Regions from separate parts of the Homo sapiens genome. Here regions 1 and 2 are each linked to region 3. The links are chromatin contacts, found by Hi-C or POLR2A ChIA-PET in ENCODE. All regions are on one chromosome and are shown on one strand. Each heading gives the region's core, a stretch centred on a gene start or an enhancer-like site at or near the end of the contact. The rest is flanking DNA. Distances are from core to core; before and after follow the strand shown.

What was found. Hi-C counts contacts between places; a loop is a spot of excess contacts on that map. ChIA-PET counts read pairs that join two places held with the same protein, here RNA polymerase II (POLR2A). Pooled maps may share reads with other maps.
Region 1: a map of naive thymus-derived CD4-positive, alpha-beta T cell shows a loop between it and region 3 (3-fold over the local background). The contact joins two enhancer-like sites. A Hi-C loop is called at or near these places in 3 of 168 maps with a recorded cell type or tissue (CD8-positive, alpha-beta T cell, heart left ventricle and naive thymus-derived CD4-positive, alpha-beta T cell) and 12 of 50 pooled maps. POLR2A ChIA-PET finds 5 or more read pairs at or near these places in 6 of 52 experiments (PC-9, activated CD4-positive, alpha-beta T cell, activated CD4-positive, alpha-beta memory T cell and 2 more).
Region 2: a loop to region 3 is called in a map of MCF 10A, with 5 times the contacts of the local background. The contact joins two enhancer-like sites. A Hi-C loop is called at or near these places in 7 of 168 maps with a recorded cell type or tissue (MCF 10A, PC-3, PC-9 and 4 more) and 14 of 50 pooled maps. POLR2A ChIA-PET finds 5 or more read pairs at or near these places in 12 of 52 experiments (AG04450, H1, MCF 10A and 7 more).

Annotation. Positions count from the first base shown.
Region 1 is chr12:89,243,542-89,247,630 of GRCh38, forward strand. No RefSeq gene overlaps it. Among named protein-coding and RNA genes, the nearest start is that of DUSP6, 110 kb to the right of the region's middle. RefSeq lists an enhancer at 3,887-4,089. Within about 2 kb of position 1,315, at least 3 of the 41 ENCODE cell types and tissues checked have a DNase peak (open chromatin) inside an H3K27ac peak, as active enhancers do.
Region 2 is chr12:89,223,656-89,227,560 of GRCh38, forward strand. All of the region lies in intron 1 of LOC105378255 (a long non-coding RNA gene), which reads left to right. Among named protein-coding and RNA genes, the nearest start is that of DUSP6, 130 kb to the right of the region's middle. Within about 2 kb of position 2,381, at least 5 of the 41 ENCODE cell types and tissues checked have a DNase peak (open chromatin) inside an H3K27ac peak, as active enhancers do.
Region 3 is chr12:89,179,965-89,183,903 of GRCh38, forward strand. No RefSeq gene overlaps it. Among named protein-coding and RNA genes, the nearest start is that of LINC02458, 160 kb to the left of the region's middle. Within about 2 kb of position 1,712, at least 4 of the 41 ENCODE cell types and tissues checked have a DNase peak (open chromatin) inside an H3K27ac peak, as active enhancers do.

The sequences.
Region 1 (4,089 bases), core at 65-2,564, 63 kb after region 3:
TTAGTATTGCTTTTGCTATATCCCATAGATTTTGGTATGTTGGGTTCTTATTATCATTTATTTCAAGACATTTTTCAATTTCCTTCTTAATTTCTTCATTGAGCATCTCCTCCGAGCCACAGGTCACCCAGTCTACATCATTTCTCATCTGTCAATCACACCACCTCTTAGCTCTTGTGTCAGTCTCCAGGACAACCATACTTCAGCCCCATTTCCTTCTGATATGCTCTGCTTAGCCCAGTGATTCTTCTAGGCAGCTAGTTCTCCTAAATTACTACATTGCTCACAAACACTTAATGGCTCCCATTGCCACATAAAATCCAAACTCCTCTGAGTAGTCCATGAAGCCCTCTGTGATCTCATCCTCATCTCTTGCCACATGCTTATGGCATCCTAAGCTAATCACCAAATACATCATGCTGTTTCGTGTCTTCATACCTCTTATCATGCTGCTCTCTCTGCCCAGAAAAGGAACATCCTTCCTCACCTACCTTCCAAAACTGAAAACCTCTTAGTCCTCTTTCAAGAATCTGCTCAAGCCTGACCTCACCAGCTAGACTTGCCACCTTCTTCCTTTCTGCCCCCACTTTTCCTCTTTCTCTTATTTGCCATTGTATCTATCACACTGAATGGCTTTTGTTTATTTCTGCCTTAACTCCTAGACCATGAGCTCTTTGATAGTAGGAATCAAGTCGTGTTTACCTATGAGTTCTTAGTACCATGCCAAATGCCTGGCACATAGTGGGTGCTCTATAAACATTTATTATGTTGATCTTTCCTAATTCTTTTAGGGACTCTTTTGACAAGAACCTCACTTAAAACTAAATCAGCTTGAAAAGACCAATATCAAAAGATTTATTCCTGCTTTAATTGGTTAGAGTATAATTTCACATTCCAGGAACCCCTGAAATATCTTTTTTTTTCATATTTTTTTCTTAGAAAGTCATTTCATTTTGCCAGTTGGAACAAGCCTAGAAGTTTGGTGTTTTGTTTTGAAACTGAAAATTGCTTTAAGAGGCACTTTGTGCACTTGGACGTGGTTGAGAAGAGACCCACAGAGATGATTAAAGGCTGAAAAACAGACTAAGAAAACTGGAAGAGAAAGCTAAAGGCAATTTAGTAATCAACGTCAAGCATATGAAAGGTTGTTATTACCAAGGAGGGTGACAAGCCCATGCTGTTCATACCCTCTAAGGGGAGAGCAACAGGAAATGAGGCAAGTTGCAGCATAGATGACTTCGGTTAGATAAAGAGGAACTTACTTGGCAGAAAACATTGCTACAAACTGAAGGGTCCAACAGGAATGATGCTTGGTCCCTCCTTCTCCAGAGGTATGTAAACAGGAAAAGTTTCCAACTGCCTGGAATGTTCCCTGTGCAATATTGCCTAAACTAGGGAATAGAATTAACAGTTTTGAGGGACAGTCTCCAGAAAAGACATAGATTTTTGGCACCCAGGACACAGGTGACCTGACAAAGTCCTTCCAACTCCAAAAATCTTGGAGAAAGTATTTCAGAGGAACTGAATTCAACAGTCACATCTTTTCACTACACATTTACTAAGCCTCTTTTCGAAGCCACGCCAGGTTAGATACCATCCCAATTACTAAGGCATAGTTTATGCTAATAGAGGAAAGAGCTGATTACCACATATTCTTTAGAGGCCTATCAGGCATCAGCTCTCCGAATTCTGTCTCACTCATACATGTGCACACATATACAACTACAAAGCAACCGCCAAAGCTACTTGCATTTCCTCTGAGTGACACCGACCCCTAGCTGCTCTAACCTCCAAACCTTTGCATGTGGTATTTCCTCTACCTCTAATTCCCTTCCCCCACTTCCTTACTTTGTAAATCCCTTCTTGTCCCTAAAGATACTGCTCAGGCATTACCTCCTCCAAGCTGCCCTCTTGCCACAGCTACTATTCCCTTCACCCCAACTCTAGATTATGATACTCTTTCATGATCCCTGGCTGAAAGCATTAGGAACTGAATCAAAATAATCCAAAAGAGAACTTGTTGGAAGTATAATGTATCAGCAGCTCAATAGCAGATAGAGGAACAAGCTTGCAAATGCCCAAGATTTAGGGGAGTTAAAGCCAAGAACCAGAACCAATAATCCAAAAGAGAACTTGTTGGAAGTATAATGTATCAGCGGCTCAATAGCAGATAGAGGAACAAGCTTGCAAATGCCCAAGATTTAGGGGAGTTAAAACCAAGAACCAGAGGGTATAATTGTCTTATATTTGAAAGCATCAGGACTGGATGTTTCTACCTCACTTCAGTTCAGAATGCCCTGAATATACTCTCTCCATCCTAGTATCAACATCCTAAAAGAGGGTCTCATCGGCCAACCTTGGGTCTCATGACTAGTCTGAACTAGCCTGTGACTGTGCTAGGGTGGGAGAGGAAGATCACTCTTTTCAGTTTGTCTAGTGAGCATTGGTCACTAGAAATTATCATCCCACTTAAATTCACACAAAGGAGGAGAGGTGATTCCCCCCAAAAAGAAATTGTAATAAAATAGGAGAGGCAAGGTAAGCTAAGCAGCTCTCTCTTACGTTCATTACATTGTGGTATGATCCTTGGTTTTCCTGTCTGTGTTCTTAGTAAGTTCATGTGCACTCTGAAGGCAGCAATTGTATCTTTTATTTGTGTCTCATAGACTATTGGGTACAGAATCTGTGATCAATAACCTTTTACAGGTTCTTGGTCAATATTTGTTGAATGATACATGAAGGCTAAGACCATATGTATCCCTGTGTCTGCCAACTTCAAGCTCAGTGCTTTTTCTACCATACCACAAGGTTAGCAGGGATTATGTGCTCAGCCTTAATCCAGTTACCTGTTTCTTAACCTAAGGTATTTGTTGTTATTGGGGTTTTTTTTTTAATAAATTAAGATTGGTATAGTAAGTCTTGGTTACAGCCGGCAAAAAAAACAAGTCTCAAAATATTCACAGAACTGAATCCCAGGATGTGCAAATGCAGTTTTTAAGCATCCATTTACCTTTGAGTGAAACTATGATATCCATCAAACTTCTCAGACAATACTATCCACAAACGTCAATTTTTACCTAGGTAATGGTGACTATAGGAAAAGAAAATAAGAAAAATAATACCAGAAGTTTGCAAATAAGCTCTAAACGTAGCAAATAACTAAACATAATAAAACATAGTGCATATGTGTTTCCGTGGCCACTATCACACAGGTAAGCATGGCTGACTGGCTTGGTAAGTCCATTTCAATACTACCAGTGTTCATTGACAGTGTCTATAGCCATTCAAGCTTGTGAATTTGCATGGTTTGTTTAATCCAATTTCAATTTTGTTCTGAATCATACTTGGCCTTGCACTGAGTATTGCTTCATTGAGATGAATAAATGCACACCTTGTTCAAAAGAAAAAAAAAAGAGTCTTTGGGAATTCATTGTCAGAATTTCAAAAGTTCAAGATTTAGAACTTATAGATGACTAAGAGGTAAGTTGATCTTTCTTTGGGGACACATTGTCATGGACATCGAGAATTGCAGTCTCATGTTGGCAATAAATCAACAATGCATTTTGGCCTTATATAGTATCTATTGTCTTAAGTTTTAAGCCATCAAGCTTATATTTAAAAAATAGGTTAGGACTCCAAACTTATATATCTATATCTGTATTGAATTGGCCCAGGAACCGGGTTCTGGGTTCTCCTTCAATAAAGATTTCACATGACGCTTACATATTTATTCACGTTTTCTATATCACGTAAAAGATATTAGCAAGAGTGTTACACGAGATTCTTATTTTGAAACTTGTCAGTTCAGATACATTTTACATTTTATATTCAAATTTAAGATCAAACTAGTATATGGTAGTAATTTTTGCATGTTTATACCAAGATTTCCTCATTTCTGCTGCATAGAACTCCACTTAAAAATCATTTAAAAAGCAGGAGAATTAGCTCTCATTGATCCAAACCTGGATTTACACGTCAGCTCCCTCTGGATATGAAGAATGTGAAAGAAACTCAAATACCCTGAAAGTATTTTGAAGTTGCTTTTGCTGATGTGATCTATGATGGTAGACCAGTTTGGCAACCCTGAAT
Region 2 (3,905 bases), core at 1,131-3,630, 44 kb after region 3:
GCTTCAACTTCCACTTAAAAACCTGAACTTGACACCTTTTTGCTTTCTTAGTGGAGTTAATTAGGGAATAATTTTAGGCAAAACAAATCCATTGAAACATACAGTGATTATATAGATAGCAAATAGTAAACATTTGCAGAAGACAATGAAATGAAATGTTATACTGCCCACTTGTAGGCATAGTTTTAAGCATCTTACAGAGAAATGAAATTGATTGAATTTTTACAAAAGTCTCATGTGATTAACACCTTCAAGAGTAGAGCCATCTTCAGAGAACCCAGAGTCACGAAGCTCAGAGATTCTCCCCCGGCATTAGGAAGATACCTTTAAATTTAACCCAAAGCTTGCATGGAGTCATCAGAGATCTGCACTTTCTTTCAAAAGAAATCAGCCAAATTATTTTTCTTTCATTTTTTTTATCTCATCATGAAATGAACATTCAATGCTATATATTCCCTCCCACTAATAAGGCTAAAATTTAACCAGAAAGATGTAATCATACTTTTCATTTAATAATGTACTTTATGGATATTTCAGACTCAACCTCGACTAAAATTTCTTCTTTTGTATCTTTGTGATGGTTAATTTTATGTGTCAGCTTAACAAGGCTAAAGGATACTCAGAGAGCAGGTAAAACATTATTTCAGGGTGTGTCTGGGAAAGTGTTTCCAGAAGAGATGAGCATTTGAATCAGTAGGCTGAGAAAGGATGCCTTCACCAATGCAGATGAACACCAGCTAGTCCTTTGAGGGCCCTTTTAAGAAGAAAAAAGGCTGAGGAAGGATGAATTCACCTCTTGGCTTAAGCTGGAACTTCCATCTTCTTCTGCCCTCAGACACCAGTACTTCAGGTTCTCAGGCCTTCAGACTTGGACAGAGACTTACATTATTGCCCTCCCTGCCCCCACCACATTCTCAGGCCTTTGGAATCAGTCTGAGACTTACACATTTGGCTCTCCTGGTTCTCAGGCCTTTGGAGTTGGACTAAATTACACCGCTGGCTTTCCTGGCTCTCCACCTGGCAGATGGTATATCATGGAACTTCTAGGCCTCCATAATCACATAAGCCACATTCTATCAAAAATTCTTTTGTTCTGTTTCTCCAGAGAACTGTGATTAATACAAACATATAGTCCTTTTTCTGTGTAGTAATAGGTATGTATTCTTTCATCTGCCCAGCACCCTTCCCTTTTCTGGCACAGACCCACCCATTCCTATTTCCATCTTCCCTCACGCCACTACATGGTTCCCATGAGAACTGCCAATCACAAGAGCCCATCCACTGTGCAGAGAGGCTGCGTGTGACCTGAGCTGGACCTTCCTGAGTATCTGCAAATTGGGACTTACAAAAACGGGACAATCCTTCTCTGATATCAAGGCTTAGGATCTGAGTCTGAGAAGGAGGTAACCTTGTGGAGGAGGTCTGTAGGAAAACATGTCGAAAAGAAGTGAAAGTTAAAAGAGAGAGAGACTGGAAGGCATGTAAGTCTCTGTTTCCAGTGATCCTGCAGACCCAGTTCTCTCCTTTGCTCTTCCCTTTTGCCTGCACTAAAAGGAGACATTTGAGGTTGCATTTCTGTTACTTGTATGAAAAGGGTCCTATTTAATATAGATTCTCTCATTATTCCTTTCATTAAGGTTAGACTACGAAGAGGAAATCCCAGCCTAATTCATTTTTCATTTGATTAGCATATCTGGACCAAAAAAAAAGTTTAGTTCTAAGAAAATCTGAACCATTGGCCAATTGGTAGTAAGAGCTTCCATCACATCAGAGCTTCCATCCAGGCAGATCTTCACATGCAAAAGCTCTCCTTTGCTCTTCTGGCTCCTGAATATAGATGAGCTCACCAACGTGACCTCACTTCAGAGAGCACTCAGATGAAAGGAAGTGTGATGTCGGTGAGTCAAGGGCAGAGGCGAGACACCCGCCTCTCAACTCAAGTTTCCAGGCAGAGAAAACCAAAGAGGGGGGCCAGGTGCAGTGGCTTACGCCAGTAATCACAGCACTTTGGGAGGCTGAGGTGGGAGGATCACTTGAGCCCAAGTAGTTTGAAACCAGCCTAGGCAACATAGTGAGACCCCATCTCTACCAAAAAAAAAAAAAACTGGGACAAGATTCTAAAACCAGCTCACACTTCAGGCTGGTAACTCATGCTTTTGCTGCCTGTGGAAGTTCAGCCTTGAGGCCCTGAAGCTGACTCCACAAACAGCTCAGCTGCTCCCCTACAGTGCTCATTGCTTTATGCTGCAATAACAGCCACTCCTTTCTCTGGTTTGGGTCCAACAAACAATCCTTCCCTTCTCCTCTAATACCAACCTCTCTGTAGTGAGCTCATGTCCTCCCTCTCTCTTCCTCTCCCTCTGACTCATGGTGCTCAAAGCTTTAAGAAATAAAAACCTGTTGGACCAGCCAGACTGGAATCATCAACTTCAAATGGGCCAGCCCTTCCGTGAAAGGGAATCTCACTTTCATTGTTAGCACCAAGGCTCTGAATTACTTAACCTGGTCATGAAAAGCCCCAAACCCAATTCTTTCTTTCACCAGTTAAAAACAATAGTTGTTATATGTCTTTAAAAGGAAAAGAAAATACACCTTTAGTAAAACAAAATTACCCTGGTATTTCCACATCTCAAAAGCGACGTCATTCATGTAGTTTTAAAACTAAGCAATGAAGTGATTCCTTCTTCCCTGTAGTGTTTTTAAACATAGTTTTGTTTTGTTTTTTGGCTTTGGCTATGAAACAAAATATTTTAAGGGAGCCAAATTCAGAAATATAAGAGCCGTCAGCAGAAGGGATTTAAACACAATCATCTTGAAACTTGAAGCACCAAGCATAAAACCTGTATATTTTATTTTTTCAATAAATATTTACAGAATTTATCATAAAGTGGTTTTCCAGTGGAGAAATAAGGATGAGAAATAAAAATGTGTTACCAAATATTTGTGGTATAAAGGAGTCACTGTTGTCCAAACCAAAAAACAATTCGCTAGATCTCTAATCTCTCAGAATTTTTAAATAAAAACCCGGATTTTTAATCACTTTGCTGAAAAATAAAATCTTTATCTTAGGTATCAGGGCAAATAAAAGCATTTTGGGGGGTGGGGGGGGCTGTCTCTGTCCTCTGTAAGCAGGACCTTTAAAATTGAGTTGATATGTTATTACCTCGCTCTCCCAGACCAAAGATGATTTCATCAAACAATTCTTGACAGACTCAGGTGAAGTTTATTTTGCTTCTGACCCAGTGGTGATGTTCCTGTGAGATCTTGGTACATATAGTTCTTATGATAAATATCTTTAGATTTGTGCAGGAGAGCAGAAGAAAAGAATTTGTTGAGGCAAAATTCCTTGATTTGAATTTGAACCTGCACTCATCATTAGGCAGTCTATAAAACAAGGTGCAATCAAATAAATTGAGCATAGCAATATTTTTTCAGCATTATTGTCCTAACTGGCCAGCGAGCTTTGTGGATGGTTTTAAGTGGTTTGGCTGGTCTTTTCTGTAGAGTAGTTATCCATGAAGAGATGATTAGCTTTCAATTACATGTAATGAATGCTCACTTGGGTTTCTTTGCACAACCCCCTTTTCTTCCCCTATATTCAACCTCTGGGATAATGAACTCTCTATAAACTATCCCAGTACTCAACTAAAAAAAATCATGACAAGGAAATACAATCATATGGCTAGCTCTGTTGGTATTTGGTGAGTTCTTGGGAAAATCATTTTCGCTAAATATTATTGAAAATGCCCTGGCATAAAGCTTGTAATTGGATTGTTTGTAACTCAAAGGACAAATGCTTGAAGAGATGGATACCCCATTCCCCATAATGTGGTTATTTTACATTGCATGCCTATATCAAAACATCTTATGTACCCCATAAACATATATACCTACTATGTACCCAT
Region 3 (3,939 bases), core at 462-2,961:
AAAACTTAGCTTGATAACAAAAGCATAAAACAGTTACCTTGTTTCCTGAGATTTTATAAAATCACACACTACACACACCATATATAAGGCAACTACCAGAATCTGCTTACTAGTTAAAAATACTTGCTCTTCCCACTTGGTTTTGCACAACACCTGCAATTTAATCAGGATGTTTTTGGGTGTGCCTGTACTTCCCTGTCAACATTTCAGTTTTGGGCAAACGCCAACCTGTAAGAGATTTTCATCTGGAGACTGTTTCCCTTCTTGCAACATCAGTTGTACTGTTGCCAAAAACATCACCCTACTAAGGGAACATCCCCTTTTATTCACTCCCATCCATTTCTGGACTCAAATAATAAACACTTAGTCCTGCATCTGAATGAAGCTTTTTTTTTTTGCCTTTTCTTCACCTAAAACAATTCTCACTAACCTCAGGGGGTCAATCTTTTTCAACATGTTCTTAATACCCCAAGTACTAAGCTACTCTGTTTTTTGTTTGTTTTTTGTCTTTTTGCTTTTGTTTCATTTTTTTTGTCAAAAAGGCTCATAATATTTGGGGCTGCAAACTATTCATCATCCTGAGAGAATTCAGCTCTCTAATTCTGCACAGGAGTAGAACAGGCATTTCTGTTTCTACCCATTGTGGTATTTTAAAATATTAACCTCAAAAGATGCTCCATATCATACGTTATCAAGGAAATTCAAACTGAAACAATGAGATACCACTACACACCTTTGAGAATGAACAAAACCCAGAACTAACAACATCAAACGCTGACTAGGATGTGAAGCACAAGGACCCATTTATTGCTGGTAGGAATGCAAAATAGTACAGCTACTATGGAAGACAATTTGGCAGCTTTTTAAAAACTGAACACTCTTAACATATGATCCAGCAATCCTGCTCCTTGGTATTTACCAAAGAAATGGAAAACTTAGGTCCACACAAAAACCTGCACACAGATGTTTATAACAGCCTAATTCATAATTGCTAAAATTTGGAAGCAACTGAGATGTCCATCAGCAGATGAATGTATAAATAAACTGAGGCACATCCAGAAAATGGACTATTACTCAGTGCTAAAGAGAAATGAGCTATCAAGCCTTGAAAAGACATGGAGAAAGCTTAAATGCTTGTATACTAAGTGAAAGAAGCCAAACTGAAAAGTTACATACTATATGACTCCAACTATAGGATATTCTGCAAAAGGCAAAAATATAGAAACAGTAAGATGATCAATGGTTGCCAGGGGTTAGAAGGGAGGGAAGGAGGAATAGCCAGAGCACAGGGGGTTTTCATGACAATGAAAATACTCTGTATGATACTATATGGTGAATTCATGTCATTATACATTTGTCCAGACTCGTAGAATATACATCACCATGAGTGAACCCTAATGCAAATTATGGATTTGAGGTGATTATATTGTGTCAGTGCAGGCTTATCAACTGTAACAAATGTAACATCCTGATAGGAGATTTTAATAGTGGTGGAGGCTATGCATGTGTAGGGGTGGGGAGTATACAGGAAATCTCTATACCTTCCTCTCAATTTTGCTGTGAATCTAAAATTACTCTAAAAAATAGTCTTTTAAAAAATGCTAATCTCCTCAGTACCTATATACCAACACAGAGCTTTGTCCTTTTTTACAAGGTAGACACCCTTTGTTAAGCGTGATCAAACCTGTGAGCCAATTTCCTAGAAAAAATGTAATGCTAGGGGAGACTGTTCTGATTACCAAACAATGACTCAGTGTGTTAAAAGGGCAAACCTAAACTGAAAAAATCCTGTTGAAGACAGGCATGGTTTCCTGAGAAAGAAGATTATGAACAAGTAAGCTATATTTATCTAGATCTGGGTCTGCATTCTGTTAGAAATACTTTTGTTTTTCATCACTATTGCATTTTTAATATTCCAGCAAACTGTGATTGCTTAAATTGCTCAAAGATGTTAAATATTTATACTTTTGTGGAAGTCTTAAGATCAAGAAGAAAATGCACCTAATAGAAACAATCTGCTGGAGTGGTCAATAGGCCTGTTTAGACTGTGGCGGATGACATTATTCAAGCTGGCGAGTTATTTAGACTTGGATATTTTAAAGAGTAGAAATACTAAATAGCTAAATTCTATCACACTCAATAATTATTTGTATAATATTGAAGATATGATATTAGAATATTTTCTTTCAAAAAACTATGCTGAGTCTGTTCTGCTATGTGCCAGTTCATTGCATATGTACAGTAAAAAATTAGAAGTTTACCTTCAAATATCTAAAAAAAAAGTAATAATAAATTAGATAATTCCTAAGACTAAAGAACAAAACGAAAACTTTTATTTTCACTGTGGCCTTCAATATACTTCCCCATACATATAAACTTTTCTTCCTAGCTCATTACACACAAGCCACTCTGAGCTTCTTTCAGTTCCTAAACATACCTAATTTCATGCTTGCTTAAAGACTTTCTACCTGCCATTCCTTTTTCTGGAATATTCTTCCCCAATTTTTCACAAGATTTAACCACAAGAGCAGGGAATTTTAAAAGCAGGGACTTGGGAGTACGAATACCAGGACACTGTGAATTAATATATGTAAATGACTGAAATATAATTAAGTGCTTAATAGTTATAGGTCATTATTGTGTTGCTTGTCATCATTAGCCTTCTATTCTCAGCTCTGATGTTACCTCCCCGTAGAAAGAAGCCCCCTCTGAACATTGAAAGTAGAGATTCTCCTGCCATCCTTCCTTCTCCAACCTGGTCACTCTCTGTCACATCACCTTTTCCATTTCCTCCCTGCAAATGAGGATTGCCTAATGAATAGCATTTTATAGAAAGGCTAAACTCTGGAAACACTTGCCATATTTTTAATAGTCAAATTCTTTCTCTAGTTTCTGTAGGTAAAGAATTTGTTAAACTTGTCCCAATGAAAGTGACAAAAAGTCAGCACTTATTTTTAGATAAGTAGAACAACCATCTAAATGGCATTACAGACTGGGCATGGTGGCTCATGTCTGTAATCCCAGCACTTTAAGAGGCCAAGGCGGGCAGATTGCTTGAGCCCAGGAGTTCGAGATCAGCCTGGGCAATATAGTGAAATCCCATCTCTATAAAAAATAAAAATAAAAAATTAGCTGGGCATGGTGGTGTGCACCTATAGTCCCACCTACCTTGGTCGTACCACTGCACTCCAGCCTGGGTGACAGAGTGAGACCCTGTCTCAAAAAAAATTAAATTAAATTAAATTATATTACAGCATAGTGGTTTGTTGTTTGTGGCAAAAGAAGCCAGAACAAAGAAATCAGTGACTATATATAACATGCTTTCTTTCTTTGGGCAAGTCAGGCAGTAATATATTTTGGAGACAGTGTCTAGGAAGGTAACAGGAAGACTCTTCACATTTTAAAATCTAAGACAACCACACTGAGTTATTTATATTAAATTTGGGTGGGAAGTATGGCAGAGAAGAGAAGAATCTTGGGCATGATTTTCCAGCATCCTCTCAGAGACCCTAATTATTCTCTATCTCTTCTTGAAAATTAAAAATTTTTACTTTATGAAAATCATTACCCAAAAATATGATATTGCCTGAAAACATAAATACATTTCACAAAATGTTACATAAACTCTTGCACACTGGATGTAGTAAATCATTAAATATAGTGTTTATCCCCTAACTTTTGAAAAAGTTAACTTGGAGACAAATCAAGAAGGCAAATCAGTGTCCTTTGGTGCCCATTCGAAAAAGTCCTGGGGTAGAATTGATGGTTGACCTGACCACCCTGTTTCCAACATGAACATGCTGATATTCCGATATTTATTCTTCCCATCCCTTTCTCAGGTCATTATTTCACCCCTCCCCATCTTCAGATGAAAAGAGAAAGAAAGAGAACACTGCCATGGTAAGGTAGATTTAGGTTGGGTCTTCTTCCCACACTTTA